Regions from separate parts of the Homo sapiens genome. Here region 1 is linked to region 2. The links are chromatin loops, found by intact Hi-C in ENCODE. Cell type or tissue: OCI-LY7. All regions are shown on one strand. Each heading gives the region's core, and the rest is flanking DNA. Links, peaks and the distances in the headings are about the cores only. Region 1 has its middle 87 kb from the start of LINC02024. Region 2 holds the start of LINC03051 (long intergenic non-protein coding RNA 3051).

Evidence for each region. A loop is a pair of places that touch in the nucleus more often than their neighbours do. Peaks named below come from ENCODE experiments on the same cell type or tissue, not always from the same donor. Only the 100,000 strongest peaks of a DNase experiment are listed, where the experiment ranks them.
Region 1: it touches region 2 in a loop (2.8-fold over the local background); 3 of 110 quality-filtered maps call a loop at or near these places.

The regions. Positions count from the first base shown.
Region 1 is chr3:117,599,345-117,607,687 of GRCh38, reverse strand. No RefSeq gene overlaps it. Among named protein-coding and RNA genes, the nearest start is that of LINC02024, 87 kb to the left of the region's middle. In OCI-LY7, for the core only: no CTCF peak of the experiment used is centred there; a DNase peak (open chromatin) is centred at 4,327; H3K27ac peaks cover 549 bases.
Region 2 is chr3:117,993,631-118,001,973 of GRCh38, reverse strand. LINC03051 (long intergenic non-protein coding RNA 3051) reads left to right here and starts at 4,395. Exons shown (of 3, transcript NR_182298.1): 1 at 4,395-4,792. RefSeq lists an enhancer at 4,178-4,724. In OCI-LY7, for the core only: CTCF peaks have their summits at 4,125 and 4,329 (motif pointing right); a DNase peak (open chromatin) is centred at 4,343; H3K4me3 peaks cover 1,079 bases.

The DNA of each region.
Region 1 (8,343 bases), core at 127-8,126, 390 kb after region 2:
GAGAAACCTAAGCTTGCCTTCAGTAGTTACTCAGAGTTCAGGTCTTTTTTAAAGATTCTTCACCTGTAGATGAAGAAGAGTTGCATTATGCCTTCCACTGATTAGAGATCAAAGATGAATTCTCTTTGTTTTTGTGGGGCAGATATTCTTTGACTATTTGACAACAGACTCTGAAGTTACATGTATGTGACTGCTGCCCTGAGTATTTTATTGAGCACTGCTTTGTTAGATTTGCCTGGGAAACTCTCCCCCATGTTTGGGTGAGAGAGAGATGGGGTGAAATTTTTCCACCTTGACTACAGCAGGAAGAGTCAGCTCTCAACTGGGGACAGAATCAACAGGATTTTTCATAGGCAGAGACATTGACTGTGTAATATCTGAGATATAACATGGAGTGGCCTTCTTATTTGTGACTACTAGGATCTTTCTTTCCCCACTCACAGTCTGGCATGCTATACATGTATCAATGTTTCAGGACTTTTTTCCTCAAACTGTCTTTGAGAACCTATTACTCTTACATGAGATTATTTGTTTAGACTTGGTTATCAGGTTTTTCAGCCCATGCCATTATTCTTTGCTGTCAGATTGCTTACTGTCAGAGCAGAAACAAGAGCTTAAAGTTTATTGCAGTTGCAACAAATTTAGGTAGGGTTAGCCACTCTTACATTCTTTTGCAGATCTTGACAAAAAGTGGTTGGGCTTTAATTATACAGAAAATTTCATCTATGTGTAACACCACCTTCTCTGGTAATATAAATAAGTGAGTTTCCTGCCATCTGTAGTACTTTTAAATTACGTGTAGTTTACCGAAAGTAACCTTTAGTTGATTCATTAAGCTATACCCATTGTTGAAAATTTATATTATCAACCAGAATTGTCTTTCCAGAAATACCCCTAAGGAACTCCATGGCCTGTTTCAACAAACAGTCATTGTTTAAGGGGGATCTCACCAGACTAGATGTGTCATTTCAATTTAAATATTTTCAGTGCTGCAGGTCACCAAAAGCTGGGACTGACATCTGCTTCTCTACCTATAGGTCTCCGTGCATCTTATTTTCACTGGCCTGTTTGCTCTTGTTCAAAGTAACTGTGAAGTCTCAGACATTGCAGGCATCTGAACTTGTTTTTCTACCTACCAAGCTTCCACTTTATAAAAAAAGTATTTTCTCTGTTTTAAGGACCTTAATTAAAAGGGATCTAAGTAGCTGAGGGATTACTATAGGATCCCCCTTATGAAAACAGAATAAGTCAAGTTATATGGGTTCAAATCTTAAAATAATGAAATTTCCTGCCCTTGGAGGATTAGATAATCTCACACATCAGATAGCTCAATGAAGAGATGAAAATCTTTTAAGAAGTATATAAATTCCTTTATACCTCTTCTGGAGTTGCAGACTGATGTTGTCCAGCATCCCCAGCTACTGTTTCTGCTGTGACACATATGACAGATGACATTCATATACTCAACACACTCCCATAGGCGTACCCAGATTTTGAAAAAACACCACAACATTTATAGTAAAGTCAAGCACTGCAATAATTCATAGTCAACATAATTATTAAAGTGGCATCAGTATCTGTTACTCCCTGTGGGCACCTCAGAAAGGCTGGATGTTAAGCATAAATAATTAATTTCATGCTAGCTGTACCTCCACCCCTATTTTCTGTCAGTCTGGAAAGAGCATGAAATTCCAATGAGTGATAATGACATAATTAAAGATACAATTTTGTATAATTCAAAATTGAATATAATTCTAAATTATATTTATTTTTTAAATTTCCAGACTTTAATATTTGATGATAAGTAGGGAATGACTTTCAGCCACATACCTCACAACCCATTAAGTCAAATGACCATTGATTTGGAGCCTTATGAACTGGGACTGGGGATACAAATCTGCCATATAATCCTGGGTGTTAACAGCAAACTCTTGGAGCCTCAGTATTGGCATCTACTAAAACTGAGATTAAAGGCCTTGACATCATTGAAGATTAAATGAGATATTTATTATACATATTTATTTTTATTAAATATGCTGATGTTTATACATTATTTGGTGCTTCACGATGGCACATTCACACCCTGTGTGTGTGCTTTTATTTGATAATCTTGGGACCTCTGTGAGGTACACATGGCAAGTATTCATTACTTGGTAGATAAAAGAACAAACTAAGGCTATGGCACTAAATTATTTGTCTAAGACCTACCTTTTTCCTATTCCAGTTTGAGTATACCCAAACAGTCCTTATCTCTAGCACTTATGCTTTTTATTTTTTAAAATCTCCATTGTGTAGTAACATATGCTCTCATAAACTAACATTCCTAAGGAGTTTCAGAGAATTTTTAGAACATCAGAAGTTATTACTATCTTCCTGTAATATACACTATTAAAATGAATCACTATGGAGGTAGAGGAAATAATTTATAATAGGGGATTAGATTTGAAGTCAGAAGAAGAAAAGATATAGGAATACATATACATTTTTATATGTAGAGAAAGGCTAATAATTAAGACTCAGAGGAATCACTCCCAGGGCCAGTTTTGACACTTTTATAAATGGTCTAGATGAGGGAATTCACACTAAAATATCTACTAAAAGCAGACTCTGATAAATTATTGACCTGACTTACTGTGCTGACAGTTTCATCTTTCCTAAGGTAGAAGATGTTTTGGGGGAATTGTAACTTTGGGCTTAATTCTAATCTCAAAGGAAAGCTAGCTAGAGATGTGGTAGGGAAACCCACAGAGACATATCTTAATTTTAGGTTTCTGCCAAGCCACCAAATCTGGTGGAGAAGATGAAAACATGGGTTGGGTTATAGTAAAAGAGGTATAACAATCCAAATAATATTAACTTACAAATTCACTTGAACCTGGAAAGAGGTCTCAAAGTATTTAACCTTAACAAGGCATGACCCTGCTCAAGATTTTTATCTGTTATTAACTGTGTCATAGAAGTAACTTTTCCATTATAAATAATAATGTGACAAGAGGTGAATATCAATAATGCATTAATGAGAATGAAGACTTAAAACAATGCTGACAGGCTAAACTCTTGGGCCAACATCAAGATGATTAAGTTGCAAGTCCTGATGATAGTTTTCGTTGTTGTTTAAATGACACCTCATGATGGTGGGGATGTTGCTAATGAGCTGATAAATTAGTTTAATCCTCCTGGAGGGAAATAAGGAAATAAACAACTGAAGCTCCAAAATATTCATAACCTCTAAACTTGCTACTCTATCAGAGAGAATTAGTCTAAGAAAATAATCAGGAACATATCTATTGACAGAAAAAAAAAAAAAAAAAACATGAATAGTCAGTCAGTCAAATTGTACCCCTGCCACAAGGCAATACTATACATCCATTAAAAATATGTTGTATTTACCTATTTATATGAGAATATATCAATGATAAAGCAGTTAAAAAGACTGTGGAAGAATATTATATACTTTATTTTTACAAAATAAATGTTATGCTTATGTAGATATGCAAAGACATGAAAAGAAATGTGTGAAGGGCTATCCAGGAGTATGTCTGTGGTTTCTCTGGTTAATAATTTTAGGAATAAAATTTTCTTCTTTATGTTTATTTATGTCTTCTAATTTTCCATAACATACATGTATTAATTTTATGATAAAAATATTATCCTGAAAATATAAGATTAAGGGGCGTGCCATTTAAAATGAAAACATTTTTCTGGTTATTTGGAGGACAGAAATTTCCACAGTGTGATACAGTAGCTAATAAAAAAGACTGTAACTTAGGTTGCATAAATAACAATAGAGTTTTAACAGCGGCGGGGGGGCTATGAGGGATGGAGGGATGTCACAGAGCTATAAACCCACAGGGTCCTGTGATCCTGCATTACAGGAACTACGTTTCAATAACAACTGCAGCAATATGTATCATTCATGGGGTGGCAACTTGTCATATAAAGAAAAGTTGCAGTAACTCAAGATGTTTTTCCCACAGAATTGACAAATTAGGGATCTAGGTACGATGAGCCAGGCTAACTGTGTTCAAGTACCTGAGGGATAACAGAATGAAAGAAATTCTGATTATCTCTAAACAAAACCTTAAATAAAACACTTGAGTAAATGGGCAGAAGATACAGAGAATAAAATATTCAGAAGGATTTCCTAATGTTTGGAAAACTGTGTGGCAGGCTAGAGTAGAAATAATTTCATTCCCCATCTTAGGCCTGTCGTTTTGGTTCCTCTCTGATGCAAGTGATTGAAAATCCTGCTCAAAACTATGTAAATCTAAAAGGAGATGTAGTGGCTGAGAAGTGGTGGGCTTAATCAAGCTTTAGTTTTGCAGAAGCTACATGCAGGGCTCTGATGATGCCCACAAAATTCACTTCCCCTCCTTTCTTGTGGTTTCATTCTGACAGCAGCTTGGTTTCATGATAGCCAGATGGCTACAGCCCTCTAGATTTCCCACCCTGTATCTCACGTCTAAGGAAAAACCTCCCTTATAAACGGTATAATGAAAATTCCAAACCTGATTTGCCTTACCCATAATTAGCTTCCTTTCCCACTCCTGAGGCAATTACTGTGGTCAGCTGGGTATGGGATAGTTGTTTCATTACAAAAGTCAGTCAGGGCCTACCCTTCCCCCAATTGAAAATAGGGTCAAACTCAGGCAAATTGCCTGGGCTGACAGTGTGGACAGGTTGTTTCTGAAAGATAATTCAGGCTAGTCTTCTATCTGGAAAAAAGACGTCTAGACAATGGGTTGCAAAAATGACAGACGTCTATTAAAACTAGGATGAAAAATGTAACTGGGTGATTTCTTAGGTTCTTTCCAATGCCGCAATCCTATGAGATTGCTATTCAACTTTGCAGTTGGCACTAAGGTTTGTGGGGAGAGGTATACAAAAGGAAACACAGAAGGAATTGTTGATGAACTCCAAGGAAGGTATGATCAGTACTCAAGAAAATATAGCAAATTAGTGCTGTGAGCAAGAAAAGGAATTGATGGGGAGTCCATTTAAAGCATAAATGCCCCTCCACAGTTAGGAGATTTTAAATTTTGAAAAAATTGGGATTTCATCAGCTAATCTGTTTCTCTTCCCCAAAGGACTCTCTGTTTTTACTTAACCAAGTATGCATTTTGTGCAGCTGTAATGCGGTGTCTGTGCATTTCTCTCTTGATGTCACCCCTCCTACTCCCCGACACACAACACCCATGCCTGGAAGTGTGCAAAAAGGAGAAAGAAGCAGCCATCTCTCCAAAACAGACTCCTCCCCACCCCCGCACTTATGCATATTCCAATGTGCCCAAAAATGTGATCAATCATAGATTATTTAGGTTTGACAAATGCTTTTCAAAATTCATGTGATCCCTGGAAGGGTTAAGGCTCATTCACACTCCGAGTAAATTGCTTTAATGAGATAATCAGATCACCAGCTCCTGAGGGCTGCCAGCTCAGCAAAATTTCTTCTGCAAATGTGCACTTTTGTTTTGAGAGTAGGAGGGGGTAGGGAAGGCAAGGATTTGGGAGCAGATGGTGATTTGGGGTATATTTTGGACAGCCAATAGACCTCTTACTTAAAGAAATGTAGGGAAAGGCAAAGGGAAGAACAGAAACCCAGGAGTCATGGATTTAAAAAGGGAGATAGATGCTAATAAAAACAATTTTGCCTAGAATCCTGTCAACTGCTCTACGGACCAGCTTGAATTAATGAACATCTCTGCTTCCCCAAGTCACTGCAGCTCCTCTAATGTCCTGTCATCCAATCCCCACCCATTTTCCACTTAAGAAGCAAAAAGAAATGAAGGAATAAATAGCCTGAGACAGAAAAAAGGAAGAATTTTTATTCATGTGCCTATCTCCTCTCTCTTTCTATTTCCAGTTCTATTTTACGTTTCAATCCCTAGGATTTGCCTTTTTTAGGATAACTACATTGCATCCCCCAGGAACACCAAGGCCAATGCCCTTGTACAAAACCTTCGTTCATCTGCACTATATGTGGTTCTGGTTGATGAACCTTAAAAGAGAGGAAATAGAGCTAGAAAAGGTCTGAAGAAGGGCAGATGAAATGATCAGAGGGATTTTTAAAAAGGGTGCTATGTGAGAGCAGATTAAAATGATTACCTTTCTACATGCTGACCTCTACAAAAAGATAAAGGGCATAGATAAGGTAAACACAAACTGGATGGGTAGAGCCTACAGTGCCATGGCCATGGGAAAACCACAGAAGCTAGCAGGTAGAGAGGTGCGTAGTTGGTAGATGCTACATAGCAGAGAGTACATTTATGCATTTCTCTATTCTTAAATAGTAAAAACTAAGTGAATTTAAACAGATTTTGATAACGTTACAGCTGAAAAACACATAATGAATTATCAAAAATAAGCCAGATGATGTTTACCAGTGCTTATTAACTGTTGCTGTGGATAATGTAAAATAGTGTTTTTCAAATCCATCAGTAGATCAGACTCACCTGGGGGTACTTTAAAACTATACATACATTCCCATAGTTCCAACTAAGACTTAAAAATAAAAATATCTAGGCATGAGACCTCAAAATATATATTTTAAAAGAGATTCTCCAACTGACTCCGATATGCGTAGGATTTGGGAATAGTGTTCAGAGGCTAACCCTGCTACCCCAGAAGGCAGCACTGTGTAATGGGAAAGTATCATGGCATCGGGAAGAACTAATTTAAATTCTGTCTCTGTTGCTTCCCTGGGTGTGACTTGGACAAGTTACCTACCCTCTCTGAGCCTGAATACATCTTACGGGGTGGTATATAGACTTTCTGGGGCATATTCGTGCTGAGTAAATGTTGACCTATGCATTCCCACTCCAACCACCAACCAGGTCTTCTGAGTCATTGAGCACAGAAGCCTGTGCTAGTGTGATTATGGATGTAAGGACATGGATAGTTCTTAGTATATCCAAGTGTTTGTCTCTGAGAGGGAGAGAAGACAGTTTTAAAGAAAACTGTGAATGTAGACATGTTGTCTTTTTCTCTTGACCCTAGCTCTTCCGTGCTTCCCATTACAGGTAGAATAGTGAAAGAAGAAATATATATTTCAGAACTATCAGGTTTAACTTACTGGATTCATGGTGTTTTGAGCTCATTTGTCAATATTTTAGGTTTTTGGCTCCTGTTGAGGCCTGTACCTTTTAAGATTAGTTTATTGACACTTCTGTGAAATTTAAACTAAAGGCAAAAACAAATCAGTGGGGATCTGAACGTGTGTGTGAACACCTGTTGGGCTGGGGTGTACATTCAAGTAGCTGTTGAGGAAACAGAAGATTCCCCACCAAGTTTCAGTTCAAATCTAGAGAAATGAACAGAGAACAGAAAACTAATGAATGGGAGGGAACAGGCAAAAAAGGGCTTCCTTCAAGAGGCAGGTTCAAATAAGGCAAACGCAGGTGTGCCAGGCTTCTGTGGAGCTGGCTGGAGAGGAATGTGAGGCAATGTGAGACAGGGGGAGGAGACAGGCTGGATCCTGCTCCAGAGCCCAGTAGGCGTCATGGCTGCTGCTGGGCCTTAGGACACACAGCTGTTTTCAAATTCTGTTTCCTTGAATGGAAACACAGACTTGTAGGGAGAGAGATCTGTTTTGTGTGGTGAGCAGGAAGGAATGGGGAGGCAGTGAATCTGTGCTACTGAAACTTCCCCAGTGCCACTCCAGAGAATAGTGTGTCCATTTTCCTGAGCCTGTCTTCTCCCAGACATCATCTGATTTGGAGCCTCTCAGGGATTCTATTCAGCAATCTCTATTGTGTACCCATTTCTGTCCCAGACCCAGAGCTGATCGTTGAGGAAGGTTCATACCTCATCATGAAGCAGAGCAAGAATTTTCCTGTTATGTTGCAATTGTGTTCAACACTCAAAGCTCAGGTCAAAAAGTGCTAAGTATCCATATTCTAGATTCCAAGAGCCACCATCAATGGTGATCAGACATTTCCCCAAGGAATTTACTGAGAGGATGCTCTCTGAGGTGAAGCAAAATCAATTCATTGCCCACTTCGCTTCTGACACCTCCACCGTACACACACAGACACATAGAAACACACATCACTGTAAGAAGATTAAGACTCTCAGGTGAGGGGAAATAATCAAAGTTTAGAAAGCGCAGATTTATTTTATTCTACAGTTGGTTGGGATTTGGCCACCTGTTCTACTGATCTGACTCTTTACAACTTGAAGTAGAGATATTTGGAGGGAGATGGCAAGACTGTGAGATCACCTCAGAGTGGCTCCTGCTCTCCTACTATTTGGCATGTGCTATAGATTGAACCTTTGTTTTCTCCCCCACTCTTACAAGATTCATCTGTTGAAATCCTAACTCCCAAGGTGATGGCTACTTGGAGG
Region 2 (8,343 bases), core at 121-8,120:
ATATTGTGCATATCACCTTCTCTTGCCTAAAGTCAAGTAGTCACAGTATAATATAGGCAGGAATGAATGACAGTTGTATACCACTACAGGATGATAGTTCTCTAGTTTAGAGAAGGGGAAAAAACAGCTCTAATGTAGGAAGGGCAAAAATAGGCAACCCATCTGTTAAAAAAATCATCTTTCCTTTTTCAGCTCAGTGTCTCAGTATAGTATCCTAAGGGGTCTCTGGACAAAAGGCACTTCTACAGACATAGATCTAATTGTACTTGCAATGCAAGGTTTTTTTCTTTCTTTCTTTTGGCTTCTGCTGCTACTCAGAAAAGGAGACTCCAAATGAAAGAGGGGGCGGGGTAGGAAAGAGACTTCTAGGAATTCCTGGACTCATCAGAACACAAATCATCCTATGGAATGCAAATGACTTAACAGTAATACAGGGAAGCTTCCCAAAGCGAATTACAATCCCATTACTGAGAATTAGCAATGGAAGTTGACAGGCTTTATAAACTTTGAGATTTTGTTGGAGTGGAAGGCAGCTGTAGGGAGGGGAAAAAAATGCCCTCAGGTAAAAAGCTAGAAAGGGTTTCTATTATTTATTTTACTTACGCTATGTAAGTATGTAACTATGTGAATTTGTGACCAAATTAGCTTTTTAGAACAATAGTGATGATGGAGAGTTACATAATTTCTACCTGTGTATACAAATATGTCCTGTCCGTATATACAGGTATGTCTTCCACCATGATATTAAGAAGGATGTCATCCACACGAATATATAATAAATTGAACGTCAAAGAATGTGGGCAAAGTTTTGCATTCAGAAATTTCCAACAAAACATACTAAACACACACGCGCACACACACACAAATCTTCAAGTTTAGATTTCCTGAACTCTGGCAAGGTATCAGACTGACCTGTAGCCCCATGCACATGCAAATTAAAGCCTCTGGGGATAGGGCCTGAATGTCTGCTATTTATGCAATTTCTACAAGTTCTTTACCCAACCAATTTGAGAACCACTTTCCTATGTTGTAAACAGTGTACCTGAACTAAAGTGAAGGGCGTGGGCAGAAATAACATGGGATACATTCATTCGCTGAAAAAAAATGAATATTTATGCAAACGGTCTCTAAGCATATATTACATCTAAGAAAACTTTGATATCTGGACAATTGATATATGAATGCATAAGCTCCCTCTGACCACACGCAAACAAGTAATTATTCTACTGCTAGCTATACTCGAGAAATGTCTGCCCATCTAGCACTCTGCTAGGCTCTGTGATTAATACATGATAATTGGCAGCGGTGTTTACAAATCAATTTGGAAAATCATGACAAAGACATAGAAATTAATTAGGATTGATTATTTAAAGTAATACAGAAACAAACAGAAAGATATTATAGCCAGTAAGTATATATTGCAGGAAAATATCTAATTTAGGCATCAAGAACAATTTTGAAAGAATTTTAAAGAATTGTTGGAAGTCATTCTAAGTATAATGTAGGGAGATCACAAAGTCTGATGCAACACATTTTGTGGCTCTGGCAAATCCAAATATAAACTACAAGATTTAGCAAGTCATGCGATTTCCTTGAAACTCAGTTTTCTTATCTTATAATGAGGTTTGGACTAGACAAGTTGTACTCCATGGGCGTGGCTGGGGTGGGGGGAAATTAGTTTCCCAGGCAACATATAGGATTTCTGGAGATATTTTTGTTTGTCATACTTTGAGGAGAGGGGTCTGCTAGTGGCATGTAGTGGGTAGAGGTCAAGGACACTGCTCAACATCTTGCAATAAAAAGGACAGCCCCATACAACAAAGAATTATCTGGGCCAAAATGTCAAGGGTGCTGAGGCTGAGAAACTGGACTACATGAGCAAACAATTTCTCACAACTCTTAACACTTTGTGGTTCTTATAGAATGATTTTTCAATCATTAGAGGGCAAAAGAATCACCTAGATATACTAGTAAAATGCAGATTCCTGGACTCCAACATCCAAATATATTAATAGACTAGGTTGTGTGTATGACTAAGTAATCTGGAATTTTAACATGTACACTGTGATTCTATTGCATCTGGGTTCTTAAATTGATTGTATTTTGAGAAACCTTACTAAGACATGCATTAACATTGAAGAAATCAAGGTTGATCCTTGAAAAACAATACCACTAGACATTATTTATTAAGTACTTCATGAGTTATACTCACAAAAGTCCTTTGAGACTTTTGCAAGGTCTCTCCATTTGTTAAAGGCATGGTAGGACTTGAATCCATCTAGTTCTAGATTCAAAGTCTATGCTCTGGCCACTTGCAAATTGCCTCCTGAGAATGGAACAGACTTGGCAAGACAAACAAGCAGCAGATAAAGGAAGTGCATGGGGAAAAAAGAAGACTGAGCAATCTAGAAGAAAGTGTCTCCATTGGGGATTGAAAAAAAAATAAATTGTTAAAGGTAAGATAAGAAATTTCAGAAGACCTTACATTTTAAAAATGAAGAATCTGAATTCTGTCTGGTAGGTTAGTGTTTTTCAGCCCTGGTTGCAGATTAGGATGGCCTGAGATCTTTAAAATACTCCGGATGCTAGGGCTGCAACCCAAAAATTGTGATCTAATTGGTTTGGGGTGGGATGATGCGTCAGCAAAAGTCCTCAGGTGATTCTAGTATGGTTCTAGAAGACCATAAGGAGCAGCTATAACTCATAAGCAGGTGAGAGTCTTGAAGAAACTGTTAACAAGATTAACCTGGTGGTAACGTATAAACTAGATTAGAGCAGTGAATGGAGGAAAGGGATCAGGTAGAAGGCTATTGTAGAAATCTAGGGGTGTGGCAATAAAGACCCATACTAGAGAGATGGATCAGGAATGCTGCTAGAGTCAGGAGACCTCCTTCAGGTCTGCTAATGTTGCTTTCACTGGCCTATCGTATGTCATAAGAAAAGTCACTTAACTTGTCTTTGTCTGCATTTCCCACTAATGCTCGAAGAGCTAACATAGCCCTTGAACATATCACAGCATTAGAGATAATTAAAAGTATTTCAGAAAGTATAATGCACAACACGTGTTTATTATGAAAAAGGTGGCAGTAAAACTGAAAAAAAAACATAGAGACATCTTAGACACATTTACACATTGTCGTGGTGAGACTGATGATCAACTGAAATTGGAGAAGAGAGAATTAAATATACTTCTAAAAGTTCTTGAAGCCTGTGAAACAGGGAAGTTGGAAAAGGGGAATAATTCCTGAAGAAAATCACGTGGGTATAGATAAGAAGTTCTCAACTGGGTCAGTTTTTCCCTCCAGGGGGCATTTGGCAATGCCTGGAGATGTTTTTGGTTGTCATAACTAGGAGGATGAGGGTTGTGCTACTGTCAGCTGGTGGACAGAAGCTAGGGATGTTGCTATAAATCCTATAGTGCACAAGACAGCCCCACACAGTAAAGAATTATCTGGTACAGTATGTCAGTAGTGCCAAGGTGGAGAAACCTAGCATAGATATTACAAACAGTTGGAAGGGACCAATATTCATTATCATGTAAATACATGGATGAATAAAATGAAATTCAGAGATTGAATGACTTAGTTAAGGTCCCCAACGAGTGGAGGCCACAGTAACAGAACTGAAATCCAGCTTTCCTAACTACTAGTCAGTGCTCTTCAGAGCGGCCCCATCTGCCTACTCACCCAACTCAGCCCTGGCCCTGAGTCATCCAGTTTGAGATGCTTGGTACCCAGCTGGGAAGTCTAAGCTGAGGGCTAAGCACGAGGTTAGTGGTGGAGGTTTCCATCCTCGTGTAGCTGTAATAGACCTTTTATTTCCAAGTAACTTAAAGAAATTATAACAGAAGATATAAACCAAGAAGTGCAGAGGAACCCAGAGGGCTCTTGGAGGGAAGGTCAGAAGTGCCAGAATTGTTTTGACCCAGTGACTTTGAAATCAAATAAAAAGGAATGGCACACGCTGTGAAGCGCAGCATCAAAATCAAGTAGGATGAGGCTTCAAAAGGCCATTGGACTTTTTGGTGGAGGTCATGGTGACATTTGGAGAAAAATTTCCATAGAGTTGTTAGGAAAGCACTGGAGATTTCTGAGAGGGAGAGGAGCAATGAGGTGATGAAGATGTGCGGCTAGCATGTTCCAAGAGCTTCCTCGTGAAAAGGAGAAATTCAGGACTTATGGGACAGCAAGGTCAAGTCAAGGATTTAAGAAGGCAAGAGCTTCACCTGTGTTTGCTGAGAGCAGAGGGGACTTTGGCGGCGTTGGATAGACTTGGCACAGACACACAGCGAAGAAGAGCCGCGGCGATGCCGTTCTGTGAGCACTAGATGGCAGTAGCGGGGCCCTTTCGGCTCGGTTCGCGGTCCTATAAGGCGCTGCTTGTTTAAGTACATCGCATTTAGTTGAAGCTGCAGGGGAGTGAGGGAGAGGAGGATAGGAAGCAGGAAAGCGGGAGAGCTCGAGGGACAAGGGGGCTCGGTGTGTTTACACCAGGCACGGGCTACGAGCGTCCATCCCGGCCCCTGGCTTGCGCTCCCGAAGAGGAGAGCAAGGCTGTTCTGGGATCCGGCCGTCGTGCGGCAAGAGGCTTGTCTGTCCGGGTTGCCGGAACCAGGAGAACCCAGAGGGAAACCGAGGGAAAGGAGCGGCGCGTTTTACTAGAGAGAGCGCGAGCGGAAGAGGCGAGAGCAGGAGCGCGCGAGGGAGCATCGAGCGCAGCGGAGACATGAGGACCTACTGGCTGCACAGCGTCTGGGTGCTGGGCTTTTTCCTGTCCCTCTTCTCATTGCAAGGTAGGGGGAGGATTCCCTGACCCCTTGCGCCCCCTCCTCCCTGCCGCCGGGCTCCGGGGTGGTCGGTGGAGTAAGAAGCGCTCCGGTTCTGGATGGAACAGGGTTTATTTACAAGTCCTGCGGTGCGCTCCCTGCCCTGCCAGCTCTGCGCCCAGGCTGGGTCCTGAGGCGTGCGGGATTGTGCGGACAGACTTGCTGCAACATCGGTGTTGATGGGGAAAGAAGCCAGGGCTTGTGTGTGTGTGTGTGTGTGTGTGTGTGTGTGTGTGTGTGTGCGCGCGCGCGTGTGAACGGGGGGCAGGATAGAGCGGCGTGTTTTGTGTGTGTGTGTGTGTGTGTGTGTGTGTGTGTGTGTGTGTCTTGGTGGGGTGGGGGCTTTTGCGCGAGGTGGTGGCGACGGAGCTGGGGTTGCTCCTCTGTAAACTCCAAGAGCCGCGGTGGTGTTCGCTATCCCCGTGTCCCCGGTGCTGATATCACTGCATTCCTCCTCTTTCAGGAGGGAATTGGCATTAAGTTTAGGAGGCTAGGTATCCGCTTGGCACCTGGTACTTGTATCTCTCTGCAAAATAGCCCCACCAGATTCTTCTGCCCCGAGATGGAGGAGGGATGCGGGAGGGAAGGGAACGGTGAGTGGGGTGGGGGGAGGGGGACACGGGGAGGGGGGGAGGAGGAGAAGAGGGAGGGAGGAAGAGAGTGGGGTGGGGGAGAGAGAGAGAGAGAGAGAGAGAATGAATACGAGAATTCACGGGTAATCGCTGCGCTGGCTCATAATGGTCAATGTATTTCATGCTTGCAGGACAAAATTGCTAGCGCTGGGTGTTTACTTTGAAGGGATTGTAGGTTTCTATGTTTTGGGGAGGTTGTAAAATAAATTCATGAAGGTTAAAAATGAAAATACATACATGGTGTTTGCATTTCACTTACAAGCTGGCATCCAGAGCCCTCACTGATGTTAAACATACCTATAATACACGAAGTAATTCCAACATAAAAATATATTATCTTTTTAATCTTCCTGTCTCACTCTTCCTGCTCGTGAGAGGAACCTTGCACAATTAGCCATAGAGAGTCTGTGCTATATTGCTCTACCACTGACGGTTCTACTACATCTTCATGTTTGGGCATTCTGCCATCATTAGGACATTTACCCACGCACATCTCTCATGCTACAGAACACACTCCATTTACACACAGTGTACACATGCACACACAAAGACACATACGCACACACACTGCCTCTCAAGAACACTTGGCATGAAATGACCAGACTGGCAATCCTACTCCTGATTTTTTTCTGACAGCTGGTTGCTAATGTTACATTGGTGGGTTTCATTTTTCATTGCTGGGGGATATTTTGTGTAGCTATAAAGCCCTCTTGCTAAATGAAAAGAGAATAGACTCCCTGGCTGTTTACTGTTGAAGCATTGCAAGGGAATGAATACTATGTCGAAGTTATAGTTTAAAATATGCTTAGGGGAACAGCTGGAACTCACCCATAATACAATTACAAGTTACAGGTTCTAAAAACTTTCTCATCTCAGAACTCACTGACCCATTCCTCTCCTATCTAATTTGTGAGCTCTTGCAATACATGATTCTTCTACTAAGCATGTCTAAATGAAAAATAGAGTCCCAATCTTGCTTTGGCTTTTTACATTTTATTTCTTTACATTTTTTCCTTCAAAGCTCACAGGACTTTCTCTGTGATTTCAGATATTGCTGCAATTCAGCTTTTTCATATTGAGACATTAGCATCGTGACTGTACTATGCCAGCAGCAGAGGTTAATCCCTTTCCTTCCTATTCCATTTAACTCTAGGAATTTAGCTCTTCTGATAAAATGCTAAGAATGATGTCATGAATACATGCTCCTCTTAAGTTTGAGTAAAACTATGGGATATTCATTACTCAGCCATGGGGTCTTATGAGTGAAAGGTACTTCTAAAGGATGAGGAAGGTGTAATGGAACACGAAACCAGATAATTATATTTCAGGAGATCTTCTATTAAAAAAAAAAGCCCCCCAGTCTTTTTCAGTGATAACATAGTAAACTATAGTAACAATTCTCTGAATTTTCTGGTCTCATTTGGGCAAAGCAAATAGCTTTTCCTCCCCGGGAATATTGTTCTTTCTAAAGAGGAGTTTTCAAGATTTTGCTAAATAGAGTTTAGCACATTGTGGGAAGTGGCCTCAGTTCTCAAGCTTTGGGATCCCCCAGTGTGTGGCACACACTAGGCAGCAGTAACGTTGAGTAATGGGATAGGAGAAGAAGGCAGTGCAGCTGGATGAGGCTAAGAAACATGGAGATCACTCGCAAACAACTGCCATACACATTATCTCCTGCCATCATCATGGCAGGGCTTGAACTGTTTCCTGACAACATGCTCTCCTCTCTCTTACACATATGTACATGTGGACACACACGTACACACTCCTCAGTGTCAAAGTATGTGGCCCTTTTGAATTGGCCCCATCCCTTGTTTACTATCTCCATTCTTCAGCACAGTTGCTTCTGCTGTTTCTTACCATTATGTTCATGGATTCACAGATTAATGCTGTTCTTGGTGTTCATTGTTAATTAGAATACATTTGTTCAAGAATGTTTAATGTAAGTACTTGAGGCTATGTGGTTCTGAGGTGGAGGGATATTTACAGAATGATTTGGGCTTGCCCCATGAGAAAAAGACTATTTAGTCTAAGTCATTATTTTGTGACCATGGGCAAGTCGGGCATATATTCTTGAGGTTCAGTAATAATTATGTTCTGTTTTTCATGAATGATATAATAATCATTATCATTATTTTGAAATAGATCATAAAAGATAGCTTAGTCAAGATGTGTTCACATGTGAATAAAAACTATAGTTTTTTCTCTGTTGTTCTTTTTCCAAATATCCTAGAGTACTTTGATATAGTTGAGTATATTCATCTATGCAATGTCCTTGTGATGTTGGTAGGGAGAACTTCTAACCTTTTGTGCAATGACGAGAAGGTTATATAATGGCCCAGCCAGGTTTCATCCTTGATATCCTGGCAACTGTAGTTTATATTAATGACATCTCCATTGATAAAGGGTCTCTGAGGTTTCCAGAAGAAAGTTTTTTAGATATTCATGAGTGTACTAATATCATCAATTTACCTGTAACTTTGATTAAGCAAAGAAAGCAAACCCATACACACACACAAACAAACAAAAAAAACCACTTTTCTCAGGACTTTCCATTTGTTCCCAGCTTAGTTTGAGGTCCTGCTTCATTGGCTTAGATCTGGCCAGGTCTGTTTGTCATCTGGCATCTGTCTCTTCTTTCTCATGCTCCAGATCCAGAGCCAGAGAGCAGCCACTGCTTTGCTCTGAGGTTGGCTCTATTTTCTCCCTTTGGCATATGGGATGGCAGTAGCCCTGTGCCCTTTTGGTACTGCAGAAGAGATGGATTCCACTTGGCCCATCCCACCCCCATCTCTGGTTCACCTGGGCATGAAGGTTTCCTTGGCTTCTGCCTGCAGCCATATTTGGGCTGCTTCCAGGAGAAGAGAAGAATGTAGTGACACTGCA